Linked DNA regions of Mus musculus: region 2 is linked to region 1. The links are chromatin loops, found by intact Hi-C in ENCODE. Cell type or tissue: left cerebral cortex. All regions are shown on one strand.

What was found. A loop is a pair of places that touch in the nucleus more often than their neighbours do. Peaks named below come from ENCODE experiments on the same cell type or tissue, not always from the same donor. Only the 100,000 strongest peaks of a DNase experiment are listed, where the experiment ranks them.
Region 2: a loop joins it to region 1, with 2.5 times the contacts of the local background. A loop is called at or near these places in 6 of 42 quality-filtered maps.

What each region holds. Positions count from the first base shown.
Region 1 is chr16:13,444,023-13,449,022 of GRCm38, forward strand. Gm32817 (predicted gene, 32817) reads left to right here and starts at 3,930. Exons shown (of 4, transcript NR_169006.1): 1 at 3,930-4,170. It overlaps Gm53058 (predicted gene, 53058), which reads left to right and starts at 3,930. Exons shown (of 5, transcript NR_169187.1): 1 at 3,930-4,170. In left cerebral cortex, a CTCF peak has its summit at 2,661 (motif pointing right); DNase peaks (open chromatin) are centred at 1,637, 2,682, 3,409, 3,940 and 2 more places; H3K4me3 peaks cover 2,198 bases; H3K27ac peaks cover 1,468 bases.
Region 2 is chr16:13,513,648-13,518,647 of GRCm38, forward strand. 2310015D24Rik (RIKEN cDNA 2310015D24 gene) reads right to left here. Exons shown (of 4, transcript NR_160674.1): 4 at 484-2,840. Among named protein-coding and RNA genes, the nearest start is that of 2310015D24Rik, 5.0 kb to the right of the region's middle. In left cerebral cortex, no CTCF peak of the experiment used is centred here; DNase peaks (open chromatin) are centred at 2,970, 4,141 and 4,771; H3K27ac peaks cover 455 bases.

The sequences.
Region 1 (5,000 bases):
CATGCTAAGTCAAACAGCTGGAGCTGCCACAACCACTCCCAGCTCAGTTTCTCGTCTTCCTTCCTTGTTTATTTTTTGTTGTTGTATGTGATGTTCTTTGTGGGTGTGTGGTGGTCTCTGTGTGTGTTCATGTGGGTGCACATGTGTTCATGTAGAGGCTACAGATCACTGCCAGTGTCTTCCTCAATGGCTTCTCACCTTGTATTGAGCCACATCTCTCACTGAAACTGGAGCATGCCCATTAAGTTAGTCTGAAAGGCAAGCCCCAAGGATTCTCTCACCTCTGCCTCCAGAGGTGTTACCTGCCACGCCCTGCTTTCCATGTAGGTGCTGAGGCAAACTAAGGCCTCCATATTGCATAGCAAACACTTTACCAACTGAACCACCTCTTCAGCCCTTGTATGTTTTTGATAGACACGGCATCCTTTGAGAAGAGGTCCTCACAGTGTAGCCAAGGTTAGTCTTGACTCTCCATGCTTCTGTTTCTGCTCCTCACACATTGGGATTACAGGTATATACCAACAAGCCTAGCTTCCTCTAGTGTGTTGACAGACGTTGGCACCGTGTCTAAAACTGTTAAGCATTCAATCTTCTTCCTCCTGGTGTCTCGGGGCAGGTCAGTCAGGTCACTCTTGTTCACCCACCCACATGCAAATGCTGCCTCTGCTTTGGCTCCAGTGGGTTTGGAAGTTGTCTTCATTAGGGTTCTACTGCTGTGAACAGACATCTTGACCAAGGCAACTCCTATAAGGGCCAACATTTATTTGGGGCTGGCTTACAGGTTCAGTCAATTAATATCAGGGCAGGAACATGGCAGCTTCCAGGCAGATGTGGGGCTGGAGGAGCTGAGAATTCCACATCTTGTTCCAAAGGTAAGTAGAAGACTGGCTTCCAGGAGGCTAGGATGAGGGTCTTAAAGCCCAAGCCCACAGTGATACACCTACTCCAACAAGGTCACACTTCCTAATAGTGCCACTCTCTGGGCCATGCATATTCAAACCACCACAGAAGTGGAATGCTGTGGATGCCAGGGACAGCTAACCACCCCTTACTTACTTAGGAAGGGAGCCTCCGTCACACTTTACAGCATACACTGGCATACCTGTTCCATATCACATGTGGCTGCTCACGACAATTGCTATAATTTATTGAGCACTTACTTTGTGCTTGATCTCTGCAAGGCTCCATGGAGATCATGCAATTTGATCCTTTCACAGCCCCAACATTGCCACTATGGGAACTGAAACTCAAGAGGACCAGAGCTCTGTACTCAGTTGTAGCTGGATCTCTGGTTTCTTTTATTGTAAAGCCATGCTCTCTGCCAGTTCTCTTAGCTTGCAGCATCACCCCCTAACAGGTGTCAATCATTGCCTCAGCCACCGGAAGCCTCAGGCCTCAGGCCAGAATCTCACCTGTCTGTCTGTCTGTCTGTCTGTCTGTCTGTCTGTCTACATGGGACCTCGAGTTCTAACCTCCTGGAAACTTTGACATTGCCACAAATGAAAGATCACCTTGATCTCACCCAGTCAGTCTCTCTCTCTTCCAGTGCCTTCCTCCCTTCTGCTCATTTTCCTAAACAAAGATAGCTGGAGCTCCATTGTGTGCCAGTGGGGCCTGGTGCCAGGGCTCCAGAGCTGGAGAGAATGGATGGCTGCCCCGAGGCTCACAGATGAATGGGGCGGGGGTGCTGATACAAGGATACAATGTAATGAGAGAAGAACACGAGCTCAAGGCTGAAGCAGAGAGAGAAGGCTGGACTTGGAAGCAAAGAGTATGTACCCGGTCAGAAGCTAGGGAAGGTGGTCCAGTGGACTGAGCATCCCCAACCTGGAGGAGTTGGTGCTAAACCTCATCCCCCACCCCCAGATCACACACACAGATCGTTTACTTGCATTCATAGGTCTCCTTGTCTCTACATACAGCCTGTGAACTACATATTGAACTCCCCAGAGGCTCTCTGGGCCTCAGTCTCCCCATCTGTAAAGTGGGAGTTAAGCCAATGGCGGTGATGCATGCATAGAAGAAAGAAGCCACTTTGTAGACCTTTGGGGGGCAGATTTAAAAGAGGCTTTCTATTAGGAGTACTTAACAAAACCACTACCTAGGAGTACTACTAGGAGTACTTAACAAAACCACTACTCATTACTTGTCCTAGGTTGCATTGCCTGGAGAAGACTGAGCTGAAATCAGGAAGAGAGAAGGTACCAGGTCAGTAGGAAAGAGAAATCGGGCAATGTGTGTGTGGCATGGGGGAGGCCCCAGTCTGCTCTGTAGCTGAGCGACTCTCCTGCCATGCAGTGCCAGCTCAGGGTCTTGTTAAGGATGACCATGTTCTCTGTCTGTGGATGATGCTCAATATTCAACTCCAATTCAGGCTCTGCCGGAAACCAAGGGGTTAGCTGGTTAGATTGGTTAGATGCAGGAGGCAAAATAGACTCTGGTGGGGCAAGCAGGCTTCACCACTGAACGGGAAGGCCTGGCTTTTCTCAATCAGGCTTACAGTCTAAATGGCAGAGCGGTACCACTAAAGCAAAGGGAGAGGGGGCTACACGCGCGCGCGCGCACACACACACACACACACCTTGCACTCTCCCACTTCCCGTGGAATCAAGACTCTGGATTGGTGGATGTGCTCTTCTGAATGTGACAACAGTTGGCCAACAGAGGACAGCAGATACATTTTTTATGATCCCGGGAAGCTCAGTCCGGTCACGTTTTCACGCATAGAGCATAGGCTCTGGAGAGGAACAAGGCATGTCTTAGTTATTCGGATCCTCTTTGGCCAAGAAGAGTGATGGCATCTCTGACGATTCTGGGGGTCCTTGGAGAGGAGTGTGGAATGGTGATTTCAGGAGCCAGTTGAGTTAGGGAAAGCTCCCTTATGTTGAAACCAAAAGTACATTTTGGGGGACAGGGTGACAGAACCAGAGGCCATGACCTTCCTTTCCAGTGGAAAGTGTCCCCTTCCTGCCCCAGCCCTATTTCCAGAGCCTGGGGCTGCAAGAGTACCGGTGGACTCGGAAGGAGAAAGCTCAACCTTATGTTTAGGTGTGAAGGCGGGTGGGTTTGGGAGTAACTCTCCGGAACTGAGTGGAGCGGGTCCCTGACATTTAGATTGGGGGTCTTCCAAGGGACTTCGGTCGCCCCATGAAGAGATTTAAGACAGACAAGGAATGGGCGGAAGAGCTGGGGGCGCGGCTAGCTGCCTCTCCTGCTTGTGTGTGTGCGTGTGTGTGTGTGTGTGTGTGTGTGTGTGTGTGTGTGTGTGTGTTGGAGGAAAGTTGGGGGAAGGGCCCAAGGCGATCCCTGCGGCAGGCACCGGGAGTTCCCAAAAGAAGGGGGCAGACCGGAAGACGAGTCTGAATCTTAAGTGGATGCTCCCCCATTTCGGGCACCCCGGCTGCTTCCACCTCCAGCTCACCGATCCCTGGAATCCTGCCTGCTCCCTACTTCACCACCCCCAATCTCCCAGAGGGAGGCACAGTGGCAGTTTCGTCTCTTGGCACATTAAAAGTGGAGAGTCTTCTCCCTCCCCTAGTATGGGGAACCCTAGGATCTGTTGTGTCCCTCTCCGCAGCCCCTCGCAACGGTCGCAAGTGACATGGCCGGGCCGCATTTCTAGGAATGCGAGTGACCGCAACTGTATCTGGAGAGGGTTTCTAGGAAGGTATTCCCCACCCACCCACCCAGCCACCCCCACCCACCCAGTCACTGGGGCGGGCGAGCTCCGCTGGAAAGCTCTAGCCTTCTCCACGGCCGGCCTGAGGAGCCGCCTCCCTAGCACGGCCAACCCTCGGCCGTCCCTGCCCCCGCCCCCGGCCGGCCACTGGACTGGGGGGAGGGGGCAGGGGCCAGGCCCCGTGGGGGGGCGGGGGCCGCCCGGGTGGGGGCGCGGCTTTGTGGCGGGTGCGGAGGCGGGGTGCAGCCCCGTGGGCACCGTGCGCTGCTCGAGCTTGCAGGAAAGCCTGTCTCTCCGAGTGTGGCTGGGGAGGGGGCTGGGTTTCTTTTTGTTTCTAGAAGTCCCCTTCACCCTCGTTTGCCCCCGCGTACCGCCGAGAGGATCGCGTGGAATGGCTGCAGGGCTCCAGGGCGCACCCCACCCCACGCACGCCCTCTGGGGCGCCAGAAGGCGCGGCCCCGGGGGGATCCCTGTTCCCAGGAGGAAGCGCGGTGAGTGTCCCAGCTCTTCCTGCACAGCTCCCTGCCTCGGGCTGGGGCAGGAAGCCGGGCAGGTGGGTGTCCAGGCCCTGGGGCGTGGGGTGCGGGGCGGCTGTCTGCCGGGCTGGGTGGGTGGGGGCCCGAGAGGGGAGGTAGCGGTGGGGGCTCGGGCTCGACTCTTCCCGGGACCCAGCTTGTCTGGGCTGCTACCACCCTGACGGCTGCAGACATGATCCCCACCCGAGCCCCTTTCCCAATGGGGCGTGTGTGAGACCAGGAGGTGGGACAGGGACAAGGCGGCTCCGACTTCCCTAGTGCTAGCTAGGGCTTGGAGATGAACCAGGAGGTAGAAAAATCAACCACCCCGCCCCCACTCCGGAAAACCCATTCGAGAAACTGACTCGCTGCGTGACCCCGATATCAATGCCGCGCAGAGCAAAAGCTGCTGGCTCGCTGCCGCGCCCGACACTCCACGTGCGTCCCGAGGCCCGGCTGGCAGGGCGCGCTAGGGGCCGGTCCCCGAGAGTCTGAAGCAGCTTACTACCTTCCCCTAAATAAAGTTAGGGGACCCCCTCCCTCTAGGAGCAGTTGGCTTTGGCTCTTTGGCTGTAGCCTAGCCGGACTAGTGTAAAATAAATAGATTAAAACTAGGTTTTAGGGTGAGGATCCGGATGTCTGGGACTGAGACGACACCAAGTTGGGGGTGATTAGGAAAAAGATATTTGATTCAGGTCGGGAGGGTGACGGTTCTGGTTTTTCTTGCTTCCAGTCCCACTAAGGGGAGCGGAGGAATGTGCCATTCACGTCTTCTGAGGACACATCCATATTTATAATTTATTTTT
Region 2 (5,000 bases), 70 kb after region 1:
TGCTTGTCTTGTGGGACTGAGCAACTGCGAGATCCTTGGACTTCCATTCACAGCTGCTGCTGACCATTGTTGGGGAGTTGGACTTCAGACTGTAAGTCACCAACAAATTCCCTTACTATATAGAGACTACTCATAAATTCTATGACTCTAGAGAACCTTGGCTAATACACATACATACATACATACATACATACATACATACATACTGGCATCTTTCTCAGTAATAGCAATATGGTTTTGAAAAAGGCAAGTCAGAGAGCCACCTTATCTATAAAGCTAGCGTTTTGAGGCTGCCTGACCTGGAGCTGTTTCTGGACTCCTGTCAATATGAAGACCAATGAATCCAAGGGGCTCCTGAGGTGTCTCTCTGAGAATTTACATTCTGTGAACCTATCAGATAGACTTGGTGCATTGTTCTCCTACTTGCACAGAGGACAGAGGGTCTGAACCACAGGAAGAGAAGTCAGGAAGCATCACACAGGAGAAACAACCCCATTGTGTCTTGTATTAGTCAGGGTTCTCTAGAGTCATGGAATATATATGGAACTTATTGCAATGATTGACAGGCTGTAGTCCAACTAACCCAACAATGGCCAGCTGTGAATGGAAAGTCCACGAATCTCGTATTTTCTCAGTCCCATGACACTGGATGATTCAGCTGGTCTTCTGTATAAGCTGGAATCCTAAAAGAGGCTCCAATGGATGTGCTGGCAAAGTGAGTGCAAGCAGAAAAAGTGGGTGCTGCTTCCTTCTTCCATTGTCCTTCTATAGGCCTCCAGCAGAAGGTCTCGCCCAGGTGTGCCTCAAGGCCTGGATTAAAGATGTGTGTTGATCCAGATTGAGAGCAGTTGCCATCCCACCTCAAGATCTGAATCAAAAGCTTGTGTCTTTCAGCCTTCAGACACGGGTCAGGGGTGTGCCCGCCCCCATTTCTGGATTGTAGTTCACTCCAGATATAGTCAAGTTGACAACCAAGAATTGCCATCACGTGTCTCCTGGCAAAGCTTGGGCGGATGGGACACAGGCCTGCATTAATGACCACTTCTCCCCAGATACTTCTCAGTACTAGCTCCATTTCGGCAATAGCTCCTGTCATTTTCACAATAATCCTATTGGTAGGTCCATGTGAAGGGAGTTGTAGGTTGCCCCTCAATTCCTATCTCCTTTCCTCTTAGTAACAGAAATCTGGAGTGGGTCTAGCTAGAAAATGATTGTACTAGTCAGCTAATGCCATATAACAAGTGAGGTCCAAATTTAGCAGCTGAAATAAACAAACAGAAATGTTTATTCTTCTCTAAGTTGTGCAGATTAGTTCTGTGACTCCTCCAGCTCAAGCAGCTCCAGCGGCTGACGTCAAAGGTCTGCAGGACACAGTCATCAAGGCACGCCTAGCGGAGAAGTTTCCTCCGAGCTCAGCCAGGATACTCTCAGGCCGAGTCCTCTGGCTGTGGATAGCTGTTCAGGCTTTGGTTCCTGTGTGTCTCAGCTGGCTTTCCACAGAGCAAGAGAAAGTGGAGCGGGATATTATATTTCTGCCTTTTTGAAAAGGCAGAAATGGATCCAGCTTCCAGCATATGTGAACACAATATGGCCGCCATTCCTATGGTCTTTCAAACTGGGGCACCTCGTCATCTACTATGAAGGAACTCCTGATGTAGATACCATGTCCACTTTCAGCTTTTTTTTTTTTTCAAGGTGTTTCACCTGGGGCTCACAGCGTAGACTGACTGGTCAGTAAACCCAGGAATCTGTCTATCCCTACCCTCTCAAGGCAGGGGTTATAAATGTGTGCACCAAGTCCAACTTTTTGGCCTCTTGTTTGCAGAGGGGTTTCTTTATTAACTATGCTGTCTTCTCAGTTCCTGCAAGGATATTGTAAGCCAGTACATTCAGAGCTCTGTTACTTACAAACCCAGTTGCATGCATGGTAATACTAAAGAGGAAAACAGGGTTCACAGGTTTATAGAAGTTATTCAACATCAAGAGCTAGCCTGAGGCTGCCATGACTTCTAATTTACTTCATTACACGCCGTATCTCCCTGTTCTTATAGAGAACTCCCATGGGCGTCATCTGGAACGTTGTCCCATCCTCCCATTTATGCCTGGGAAAGTCAGGTGGTTGATCCAATAAGTGCAGGGAGAGGGCCGTGTGTCCATTATGCTCCCGTCTGTTTGTCCCGTGGGAACACTCAGTGAGGAACAGTATGCACCTGGAAAGTGGTGGATTGGGAAACATTCTCCATTTCAAAATAAGTTATGGGGAGGGCTAGTGTGAGGGAACAAAAAGAGCCTGCCTAGCCCATGGCCCAGGAAAGACCAGGCTGTGTCAAAGGCAGGCAGGGAAGACAGCTGGCTCAGGCCAAGCCACCAGTGAGAATTTACCAAAGGAGGGACAGCCTCTAGAAAGCTCCAAGGCACGAGGCCACCTCCCAGAGAGGATGCTAACCAGGTCCTTGTGAGGGACAGAATGCTCTGTCCAGAGGGGCAAACGCTCCTTAGGGACTGCCAGTTCAGACTCCAGGATGTATCAGGTAATCCAGTTCCCATTAGTGGTCAATGAGGACTGCAGCTCATTTTCTCAGTCCAGTCCTCGGTTCCCTCTGAGCATGCCCCTCCTGGCACTTCCCTGACTTTCAGAGTCCATAACAACAGAATAAGGGCCAGCAGGTGGCCTGGGGAACTGTTTTTCCTCTCTGTGTAGATCCAGGGTCGGGTGCAGCTCACCCTCTCTCCTTGCCTCTTTGTGGCAGGCCTCAGATGGCAGGCTCCAGTACTGCACACCAGGTGCTTGCTTTAGCAAGCTGCTCGCACACAAAGGACCTCCTGTATGGAGGTGGTCCCTGTAACATGCAGGGATCAGAGTCAAACTAGAATAAGCAAAGGGGGAATGCTGTGCAGGTTTATGTAACTGAAAAAGTGGAGATGGACCCAGCTTCCAGCACTTGAGAACACACATATGGCTACCATTTCTACATTCTCTCAAACTGGGGCATCCTCCTTATGTGCTGCAAAGGAACCCCTGATGTGATATAGAAAGACGCCGTTCCATCCCACTTCAGCATTTCCAGCACATCTCCAAACAGGGAAAGCCCTATGGGCCAGATGCAGTCTGATGAGCGGGGCCTGTGTTATGTGGCCATGTCCTTCAGGGAAGGTGGACAGCATGGAATTGCAGGCCCTAGCAGACTACTTTCATTAAAGAAGTTCAGCTAGGAGAAATGGAGATTTCCTGCCAGACACAGCGTGGCTGATGGCTCTTCTATGCACACTTGCAAAAAGTCTTCCACCAAATCCTGGCCGTCCTGAACCTTGCCTCCTCAAAGTTCCCTGCCTTCTACCTTCCCGACCACCTCCCTTCATTTTCCCACCTGGTTTACCTGAGATAATGTTCCTGTTCCATTGTTTGCTGTTTTATTTTTGTGATGTGTTAGGGTACACTGTCTATTCAATTGTTAGTTCTATACCCGGCAGAGAGCTAATGGTCCATCATAGCTCTCATACTTTGTATATATTTGTTCCTTCTTCATCCGCCTAAGGCATTCTCTAATTGGCTTTAACAGAGCTCTAACAGCAAACAGCAGGGCAGGAGGTGGAAGGCAGAAGTTCTGCGCAGAGATAGGGTCTCTGGGAGAAGAACTGAGAGGCAGGAGATCAGGTGGTGAATGCTGAGGTGGATAGACGATTCAGAGCAAGCACGGAGGTAGACCTGGCCATGTGGTGTGGTGTAGGCCACAATTAGTTAGGTTAGAGAAGCCAGGAGGGAGCCCAGGCTAAAAGCCCAAGCTTTTAACAAATCTGAGTCTCCATGCCTTTATTAACTGCTGGCAGGTGCATGAAAGTTATATAGTGAGGCATTTCTGTTTGTTTACTTGGTTTTGAGGCAAGACCTCCCTATATAGCTCAGGCTGCCTTCAAACTGATAATGTTTCCCCCTCAGCCTCTGAGTGCTGGTAAGACAAACAGTATGCCCAGAGGACCTTAGCCAGCATGAGATAAAGATCCTTCCATTCACTCTGGAATGCATCTAACCAGAATAATTATATAGGAGAGGCAGCTCTCTCTCTGGTCCTTGCCTAAGCTGTGACAGCTGTAGTGTGTAGCACCCTTTGGAGACAGAAGAGCTGCTGGCAGGGCAGGCTTCTCCTTCCAGATGCCATTAGGTATTCTCACACTGGCAGGCCGAATGACAGCTGACTGTAAAGTTGCAGCTGAGTGTGAACAGCTTGGGTCACTAAGAGGAATAGACATGAAGAAGTGCAGACACCATCCAACTTGAATGGGCAGAGGGGGCTAATGGATCAGACCTGCCCAGTTCCAGCTGAGACACACTGGGTATAGACTCCTTATGCTTTGTTTAAACAAATATTTCCTTCCTTAGGTTGTTTCTTTATTATTATTTATTTGTTGTGTGATATGTGCGTGATGTGTGTAATATGTGTATGTTACATGTGTGTGATGAGTGTGTGAGAGAGATGTCTGTGTGTGATAAGTGAGAGAGAGAGAGAGAGAGAGAGAGAGAGAGAGAGAGAGAACTTTCAGGCATTAACTCACTCATTTTACCTCTACGAGGATTTCAAAGAACACATTCGGGTTCCTAAGCAGCAAGTGCATTGCCCACTGCACTGTCTCGTTCACTGTGTGATCTTTAAAAATATATATCTTATTTTTACTTTATAAATCTTCATGTGGGTGTGATCTGTGGAGGTGTGCACATGCTGTGTGCATGCACGTGGGTGTATGAAAATGATGTATGTTTGTGCATATGTTTGAGTGGGTGCAGGTCACATTCACAGCCCACATGTGAAGGGCAGAGAACAACCTTGGGTCTTAGTCCTGGTCTTCCACTGTGTTTGAAACAGGGTCTATTACTTGTTCTGCACATCAAGTCGGCAAGCCTGTAGTGGCTTCTGAGGAGTCAGTCTGCTGTCCCCATCTTGCAGCAGGAGCACTTGCATCCCAGATAGATGCCACCATGCCTGTCCTTATATGGGGTCTGGGGA